Linked DNA regions of Homo sapiens: region 2 is linked to region 1. Evidence: read pairs that join two places in POLR2A ChIA-PET (ENCODE). Cell type or tissue: GM12878. All regions are shown on one strand. Links, peaks and the distances in the headings refer to the core of each region. The heading gives the core; the rest is flanking DNA. Region 1 overlaps CRTAP (cartilage associated protein). Region 2 overlaps SUSD5 (sushi domain containing 5).

Region 1 (4,402 bases), core at 105-4,104:
TTTCTAGACCCCAAAAGGAAAACACAGCATAGTAGAGGGATTATGTGTATAGCTATGACTTCTGCTTAGGGAGTTACTATATCCTGCTGTGTGTCTGTTGTGACTTGCGGGATGATGGTATTGTTTGCTTTTAGCTCACTAGTAATAAGTGCCCGAGGCAGCACAGACGAAAGAAATGCATCCCCTGCATGGCTGTTGTAGTGAATACTGTTGGGGCCTCACTCAGATCTCCTTCCCAGTGCACTCATCCCCAACTCCTGTGAGGGCTGCTTGCTAATGGCTAGCAGCTGCCCCTTCTCTGGGCAATTGCCTTTGGCCAAAAACAAAAACAAAAACAAAAAAAAACAGCAGTCTTGACAGGGAGGTTACACACCAGCCCTTCCTGGCAACGAAGAACGAATGACAGACTGATAAGGGGGACTACAAAAGGCAAGAACAACTCTGTGGTGCAATTCATGCTCCAGAGTCCCCCATGGGAGCAGGCGAAGCTTGACTCCAGCTGAGACCACGTATTTGTTGAGCTCCTTCCCCTGACCCTCATTCCGTTCCTACCTGAGAGCACTCCCTCAATACATCCTTCCAACAAATTATATTCTATTTCTTTTGGACTTCCCTGAAGCAAACAACCATCAGAACTTGAAACCTGAAGCATCTGTTTCAGCCTGTTTTAAAAAGTTTCTGAAACTGTAATAAACCTCTGCAAAATTCTGAACCAGTGCGTAAACTTTCAGGAGTGCTTATACACATTTCAACACCAGAAAGATAATAAGGAAGAATGCCACACATATCAGCAGCTAAAGTGTACTGATGCTTTGTTTCAAAGGAGTATTATGTCCTTTGGAAAATGGAAGGACTAACTAAGAATTTGATGATTTTGGTTATATTTTCATTTCAAAGTATTACTTGCCATAATTTGGTATATAGTAAGAAAATGGTTCATTCTTTAGAGATGGATTAGTTCTTCCACAATTCTAAAGCCTCAATTAATAAGCAAACTACTCCAGAACCTTCAACAAAGTCCTTTTATCTTGAAAGTGCCAAATCCAAGAATCCTAGGAATTTTAAAGCCTGCAATAAGCTTGGCGTGTTCATTAGATGATTACTAACCCTCTGTGTGACTATGAGCAAGCCACTCTGCCTTTCTGAGTTTGTTTCCTTATCTGTGACATGAGAGAGCTTTACTGAATCATGTGAAAAATCTCTTCGTGTTCTAGTATCTATGATTTGCTTTCTATATATGTTGTTCTTGTACATCAGAAGTCTTGAAAATGTTCACAGCCTTAGGCCAGGAATTTCACCACTGGGAATTTTTTCTAAGGAAATGATTAGAGAAGAAGTAAACAATTTAGTCCCTGCTATGCTATTTGTAAAAGCAAAAAGTTGGAAGCAAACTAAATGCCTACAAAAAGGCTATATTTCTTAAAATTATCTATATCATGTAATATTAGTCACAAAAAAGTCATTTTTATAATGAATATTAACAAGGGAAACAAAAATCATGTGACCATCTCAATAGATGCAGAAAAAGCATTTGACAAAATTCAACACAAATTCATGATAAAAACATTCAGGCCGGGTGCGGTGGCTCACGCCTGTAATCCCAGCACTTTGGGAGGCCAAGGCAAGTTGATCACCTGAGGTCAGGAGTTCGAGACCAGACTGGCCAACATGGTGAAACCCCCGTCTCTACTAAATACAGAAAAATTACCCGGGTGTGGTGGCACATGCCTGTAATTCCAGCTACTTGGGAGGGCGAGGCAGGAGAATCACTTGAACCTGGGAGGCGGAGGTTGCAGTGAGCAGAGATCACACCACTGCACTCCAGCCTAGGCAACAAGAGTGAAACTCCGTCTCAAAAAAAAAAAAAAAAAATTCAACGAATTAAAAATAGAACTTCCTCAACCTAATAAAGGGCACCTACAAAAAACCCCCAGCTAATAACGTACTTTCACATTTAATGCTGAAAGACGACTGTATGCTTTTTCCTTTTAAGACTGGGAACAAGACAAGGATGTTCACTCTCTCCACTTCTTTTTTTTTCCAGAGAGACAGGGTCTTGCTCTGTCACCTAGCCTAGTGTGCAGTGGCATGCTTATGGTTCACTGTACCCTCCCACTCCTGAGCTCCAGCAATCCTCCCACTTTAGCCTCCTGAGTAGCTAGGATTACAGATGTGCACCATCATACTTAGCTAATTTTTTTTTTTAGACAGTGTCTCACTGTGCCACCCAGGCTACAGTACAGTGGTGTGATCTCGGCTCACTGCAACCTCCACCTCCTGGGTACAAGCGATTCTCTTGCCTCAGCCTCCTGAGTAGCTGGGATTACAGGCATGTGCCACCACGCCCAGCTAATTTTTTTGTATTTTTAGTAAAGCAAGATTTCGACCGATTGGCCAGGCTGGTCTCAAACTCCCGACCTCAGGTGATCTGCCCACCTCAGCCTCCCAAAGTGCTGGGATTACAGGTGTGAGCCACCACACCCAGCCTAATTTTTTTATTTTTTGTAGAGATGGGGTCTTGCTATGTTGCCCAGGCTGGTCTCAAACTCCTGGGTTCAAGTGATCCTCCTGCCTCAGCCTCCCAAAGTGCTGGGATTAGAGGAATGAGCCCCTGTGCCAGGCCCACTCTCTCTGCTTCTATTCAACATAGTACTAGAAGTTTTAACTAGAACAATTACGCAAGAAAAATAATACACATACACATACAAACTAATAAATAAGTTCAGCAAGTTTGCAGAATCAATACACAAAATCTATTGTATTTCTATTCTTTTAGAATATGCCCAAAAGTGAAAATAAGAAAACAATTTCATTTATAATAGCATCAAAAAGAATAAAATGCTTGAATACTAGGGGTTGGAAAGAATTTATTTTAATTTTTTAAAAAAGAATAGAATGTTTAGGAATAATAAAATAAGAAAACACTGTGAAATAAATTTTTAAAAAATCCAAATAAGTGGAAAGACTTCTCATGTTCATGGATTAGAAGACAATATTAAGAAGCCAATACTCCCCAAAGAGATTTATGTGTTCAGTGGAATTCCTATAAAAAAATCCCAGCTGCCTTTTGCAAAAACTGAAAAGCTAAACCTATAATTCATATGGAAATGTACAGGACCCAAAATAGCCAAAATCATCTTGGAAAAGAAGAACAACGTTGGAGGACTCACAATTCAAATTTCAAAATATAGTATAAAGCTACAGTAATCTAATCTTGGTTGAAAGTCCACGTAATTTAAAAAAAAAAAGCTATATTAATGAAGACAGTGTAGTACTAACTTTAAGGATAGAAATCAAGATGAGTGGTATAGACTGAGAGTCTGGAAAATTAACTCTCACATTTATGGTCAACTGATTTCTTTCAAAGGGTACCAAGACAATTCAATGGTGAAAAAGTCTTTTCAACAAATAGTGCTGTAACAACTGGCTATTCACATGCAAGAGAATGAAACTAGACCTCTTCCTAATATCACACATAAAATTAACTCAAATGGGTTGTAAATTTAAATGCAGGAGTTAAAATTACAAAAATCGTAGGAGTAAAAATCAGGAGTAAATCTTTGTGACCTTGGATTAGGCAATGGTTTCTTAGATATGACACACAACACAAAAGCAACAAAAGAAAGAACAGATAAATTGAATTTCATCAAATTTGAAAACTTGTGCTTCAAGACACCATTTAGCAACTGAAAAGACAACCCACAAATTGTGAGAAAATATCTACAATTCATATATCTGATAAGGAACTTATAACTAGAATATCTAAAGAACTTCTACAACACAATAATAAAAAGATAAGTAACAATTTTAAAGTGGACAAAAGATTTGAATAGACATTTCTTCAAAGATATACAAATGGCCAATCATGAAGGGATGCTCAACATAGTCACTAAGAAGGTGCAAGTCAAGCTGGGTGCAGTAGCTCACGCCTGTAATCCCAGCATTTTGGGAGGCTGAGGCGGGTGGATCGCCTGAGGTCAGGAGTTTGAGACCAGCCTGGCCAACATAGTGAAACTCCATCTCAACTAACAATACAAAAAATTAGCTGGGTGTGGTGGTGCGCGCCTGTAATCCCAGCTACTAGGATGGCTGAGGCAGGGAATCACTTGAACCTGGGAGGCGGAGGTTGCAGTGAGCCGAGATCGCACCATTGCACTCCAGCCTGGGCAACAAGAGCAAAACTCTGTCTCAAAAAGAAAAGAAAAACAACAGAAAGTGGAAGTCAGAACCACAATGAAATACTACTTGCATCCACTAGCATGGCTATTAAAAAAAAAAGACAATATTAAGTTTTGTTGAAGATATTGCAAAGTTGGAACTCTCATACACTGCTGATGGGAATGTAAATGGTGCAGCCACTTTGAAAAACAGTCTGGCAGTTTCTCAACAGGTTAAACCATTA
Region 2 (4,402 bases), core at 229-4,228, 59 kb before region 1:
CCTAGGACACAAACACAATTCAGCCAAGTTCTTTGCCATTTTATAACAAGCATTGCTTTTCTGCTGATGTTCACCAACATGTTCTTCATTTCCATCTGAGACCTCATCAAAATGGCCTTTATTGTCCATGTTCCTACCAACATTCTGTCCAGAGTTGTTTAGGTATTGTATGAGAAGATGAAGACTTTCTCTACAGCTCTCGTTTCCTTCTGGGCCCTCACCAGAATTGCCCTCGATGGTCCATTCGTGGCAAGGTAGTCTTTTTCTAGCATGCTTGACATGGCTACCCAGCCTGGTCTCATCTCCTAGACCCAAAACACTAAGGCTGGAGGACTGGAAAATCCACAAGAGATGTGGTGCACTGCAGAGGAAGCACCTAAAACATTCTAGCACCTCAAAACTTTTCTAGCTTCTACCTGTTAATTCCAAAGCTGAATCCATATTTTTAGGTATTTGTTACAGCAAACCCCCCACTTCTTGTTACCAATTTCTGCTTAGGCTGCTATTTAAAAATAACATAAATGGGGTAGCTACAAATGACAGAAATGTATGTCTCACAGTTCTGGAGGCTGGGAAGTCCAAGATAAGGCACTGGCAGGTTCGGTGTCTGTGAGGACCCAGTTCCCAATTCACAGATAACTGTCTTCTTGTGGAGTCTTCACATGGTAGACGGGGTGAGGCAGTTCTGTGAGGTCTCTTTCATAAGGGCACTAGTCCCATTCAATGAAGTTTCTACCCTCATGATCTGTCTTGCTCTGTCTTGTATGGCTATAACAGAATGCCTGAGACTAGGTGATTTATAATAAACAGAAACTTATTGGCTCAAAGTTCTGGAGGTTGATGAGTCCAATATCAAGGTGCCAGCATCTAGCAAGAGCCTTCTTTACATGGCAGAAAGTGAGAGGAACCGAACTCACCCTTTTATAATGGTACCAGTTCCACCTATGAAAGTGGAGCCCTCCTGGCCTAATCACCTATTAAAGGTCCACCTCTTAATACTGTTACAATGGCAATGAAATTTCAACATGAAGTTTGGAGGAGTCAAACATTTGAACCATAGCATGGCCTAATCGCCTCCCAAAAGTCCCACTTCCAAATAGCATCACACTGGGGATTAGGTTTCAACGTATGAATTTTGGGAGGACACAGACATTCAGTCTATAGCAGAGTGACAGCTATGACATGAAAAATCTTCTAAGACATATTATGCAGGTCTCAGAATATGTATAGTATAATCCAATTTATTCTTTAAAAAACTTTTTTTGGTTGGGCGTGGTGGCTCACGCCTGTAATCCCAGCACTTTGGGAGGCCGAGGCGGGCGGATCACGAGGTCAGGAGATCGAGACCGTCCTGGCTAACACGGTGAAACCCTGTCTCTGTTAAAAATACAAAAAGTTAGCCGGGCGTGGTGGCGGGTGCCTGTAGTCCCAGCTACTCAGGAGGCTGAGGCAGGAGAATGGTGTGAACCCGGGAGGCGGAGCCTGCAGTGAGCCGAGATTGTGCCACTGCACTCCAGCCTGGGCAACAGAGCGAGACTCCGTCTCAAAAAAAAAGAAAAAACAACTTATTTTTGTGTATATGTGTAAACGTGTGTGTGTGTGTGTGTGTGTGTGTGTGTGTGAAATTCTCCCCTAGAAAAAAAGACATCTGAAGGAGAAACACCCTAGAAAGGGAGTAGCAGTGAGACTGAAGGGAGATATTTATAGTTCATGCTCTGTATTTTGTATATTTTGATTTTTTTAGTAGTGCGCATGCATTATTGCATTTCTTATGTAGCTTTAAAATATCTCCCTTCTATATGTCTTTTCTCAGCCTATCTTTTATCTTTTACGTGGGTATTCTTGAGGCCAGGGTCTGTGCTTAGAACTGGGCCTTCTTCAATATTTTGGGTGCACCATGTTCACATTCCTGTAGCCCATGTCTGCTGACTTCAGTGTCCCGGGGTGGGTGAAATATGGGTGATTCTTCCTAACTCTCTTTCCCCCAAGTAAAAGCTTTCCTCTGCAGTGTACCACATCTCTTGTGGATTTTCCAGTCCTCTGGCCCTGGTGTTATGGGTCTGGGAGATGAGACCAGACTGCATAGCCATGTCAGACTGCGGGCAGGAAAGAGCTTGGTGTGTTTGAGAAAACAGTGAGCCTAGATGGTTTCAGGTGAGAGGGAGTGATCCAAGATAGGGCTGAACAGATTGGGATAAGAGCTGGATATACAGGGGTGAGAATATTGGATTGAATTTTTAGGTGAAACAGGAAACCATTGTAGGGTTCTCAGCTAGGATGCACTTTTTGAACATTTTCTGAAAATTGTTCTGGCTGCTAGTGGTGCAGTCCAGTAGATCAGGAAGCCCCAAACTTGTCCTTTTTGCAAAGTCCACCAGGCCCCATGTTTATGACAAGAAAGTGAATCAGAGCTAAACCATGGTGTTCTCAAAGGAAACAACACCTGGAACACAATAATAATGCACAATGATTAGAACCATGGGCTCTGTACCCAGAATCCCTGGGTTTGAATCTTGGTTCTACCACCTAACTTGCCTTGGGAATAATATTAGAACCCATGACATAGATTTGTCAAGAGGACTGAGTAGGGTAATACAAGTGAACCACTTAGCCTAGTGCATAGCACAGAGTAACACCTCAATAAGTATGAGCTATGACTATGATTAGTATCTAGCACCACATAACTCTAACAACATAAAGTGATAATAATAGTATGGTTTCTTCACCTTGATGTTACACTGTTTTCAATAAATCAACGCATAATTTCTTTCAAAATAATTCTGCAAAGTTTAATATGCATATATATACATGTATTATATATACAGCTAATATGCGTACAACCAAGTAATTCCATGCCTGGGTATTGATCCAAGAGAAGTGTATGACCACACAAAAATGGGTACACAAATATTCATAGCAATTTTATCATAAAAGCCCAAAACTGGAAGCGACACAGATGTTCATCAACTGATGAATGGATCAAAATATGTGGTATATCCATACCATGGATTAGTATTTGGCAATAAAATGAATGAAATATTAATACATGCAAAAGCATGGATGAATCTCTATATATTAAGCTAAATGAAAAAAAGTCAAACACAAAATATACATACTGTATTACTCCATTTGAATGAAATTCTAGAAAAGGTAAAACTACCAGTGAGCGAAAGTAGCTTAATAGTTGCTTGGGGTAGTATGGAGTAGGGGAGGGTGTCTAGGGCCAAAGGCAAGTAGAATATGGCTTTTAAGAATTGTTCTATACCTTGATTGTTGTGGTGGTGGTGGTGGTTATACAATTGGATACATTTAGCAAAATTGACTAAGCTGTACACTTAAAATTGATGAATTTTATTTATATAAATAATACTTTAAAACACAAAAAAGAACAAGAAAAAAATTATCGAGCAGCTTTACAGTTATATTCTATAACTCCAAAATTGTGTTTTTCCCGAGTGTTCCCACAAACGTTATCTCATTTAATCAGCAAGGCAATACTGTAGGCAGGGTGTTATCATTCTCTCTATTCAGATGAGGAAACTGAAGAACAGAGAGATTTGGTGCTTTGTCTCAAGTGACACAGCTCCTGGGAGGTGCAGATGAGACCTCTCACCCATGCACCTTCCTTTTCCTGTCCCCACCCCTCCCAGTCCTATGCAGCAAGCCCCAAGATCCAGTTAAACCTGGTGCAAACATCTCCACCACTTTTTTTGACCCTGAGGCTGCAGCTCTAACTGTGGGCTTTGCTTCAGATTCTCAACCTCAGAAGGAAAATAGTAATAGCTAACACCTGCTGTAGTACCCTGTGTTCACTCATTTAATCCTCACAACAGCACTGCAGGAATTTACTATTATCCAAATTTTACAGATGAGTAACTAGGCACAACAAAGTTAAGTAATTTGTCCAAAGTAAGTAGGGGAGCAAGGACTCAAACCCAGACTCTACAGGCTTTTTGTTTTCTGAGATGCTCCTTTCTTCTTACTCTTGAATATCTTACCTTCACAGGCACTGCCGTTTGGGTTGGAATGTACGATACTCATGTTAGGGTGCCCTGCCTTCCAGTTTGCTCAGGATAGTTCTTTCTTGTGCTGGTAATTATTAACCAGGATCCCAATCATTTTCAAAAGTGTCCTTATATGGATGATAAACTATACGGTCAGCCTACCCTATTGACTTAGAAGAAAACTTTCCCAGGGAGCCCTGCTTACCAAAAGTAGAGAGTGTGAGAATGGTAGAGTAGTTACATGTGGATCTGTGCTTTCCCCTGCTCTCTACAGAAGTTCTTTTTTGTTAAAACAAAGATATCCTGACAGATCCAGAGACGCAGCTGTTGTCTGTGTTAGGGCAAGGGGAACCTTTGTGTGTGTCAGGGAAAGGGGAACCTTCCAGCAAATCACCACT

The links. Peaks named below come from ENCODE experiments on the same cell type or tissue, not always from the same donor. Only the 100,000 strongest peaks of a DNase experiment are listed, where the experiment ranks them.
Region 2: POLR2A ChIA-PET joins it to region 1 with 8 read pairs; 4 of 35 experiments call an interaction of 5 or more read pairs at or near these places.

What each region holds. Positions count from the first base shown.
Region 1 is chr3:33,136,946-33,141,347 of GRCh38, reverse strand. All of the region lies in intron 6 of CRTAP (cartilage associated protein), which reads right to left. Among named protein-coding and RNA genes, the nearest start is that of CRTAP, 25 kb to the right of the region's middle. In GM12878, for the core only: no CTCF peak of the experiment used is centred there; a DNase peak (open chromatin) is centred at 1,937; H3K4me3 peaks cover 670 bases; H3K27ac peaks cover 655 bases.
Region 2 is chr3:33,196,435-33,200,836 of GRCh38, reverse strand. The region is part of intron 3 of SUSD5 (sushi domain containing 5); the gene reads left to right. Among named protein-coding and RNA genes, the nearest start is that of SUSD5, 20 kb to the left of the region's middle. In GM12878, for the core only: no CTCF peak of the experiment used is centred there; no DNase peak of the experiment used is centred there.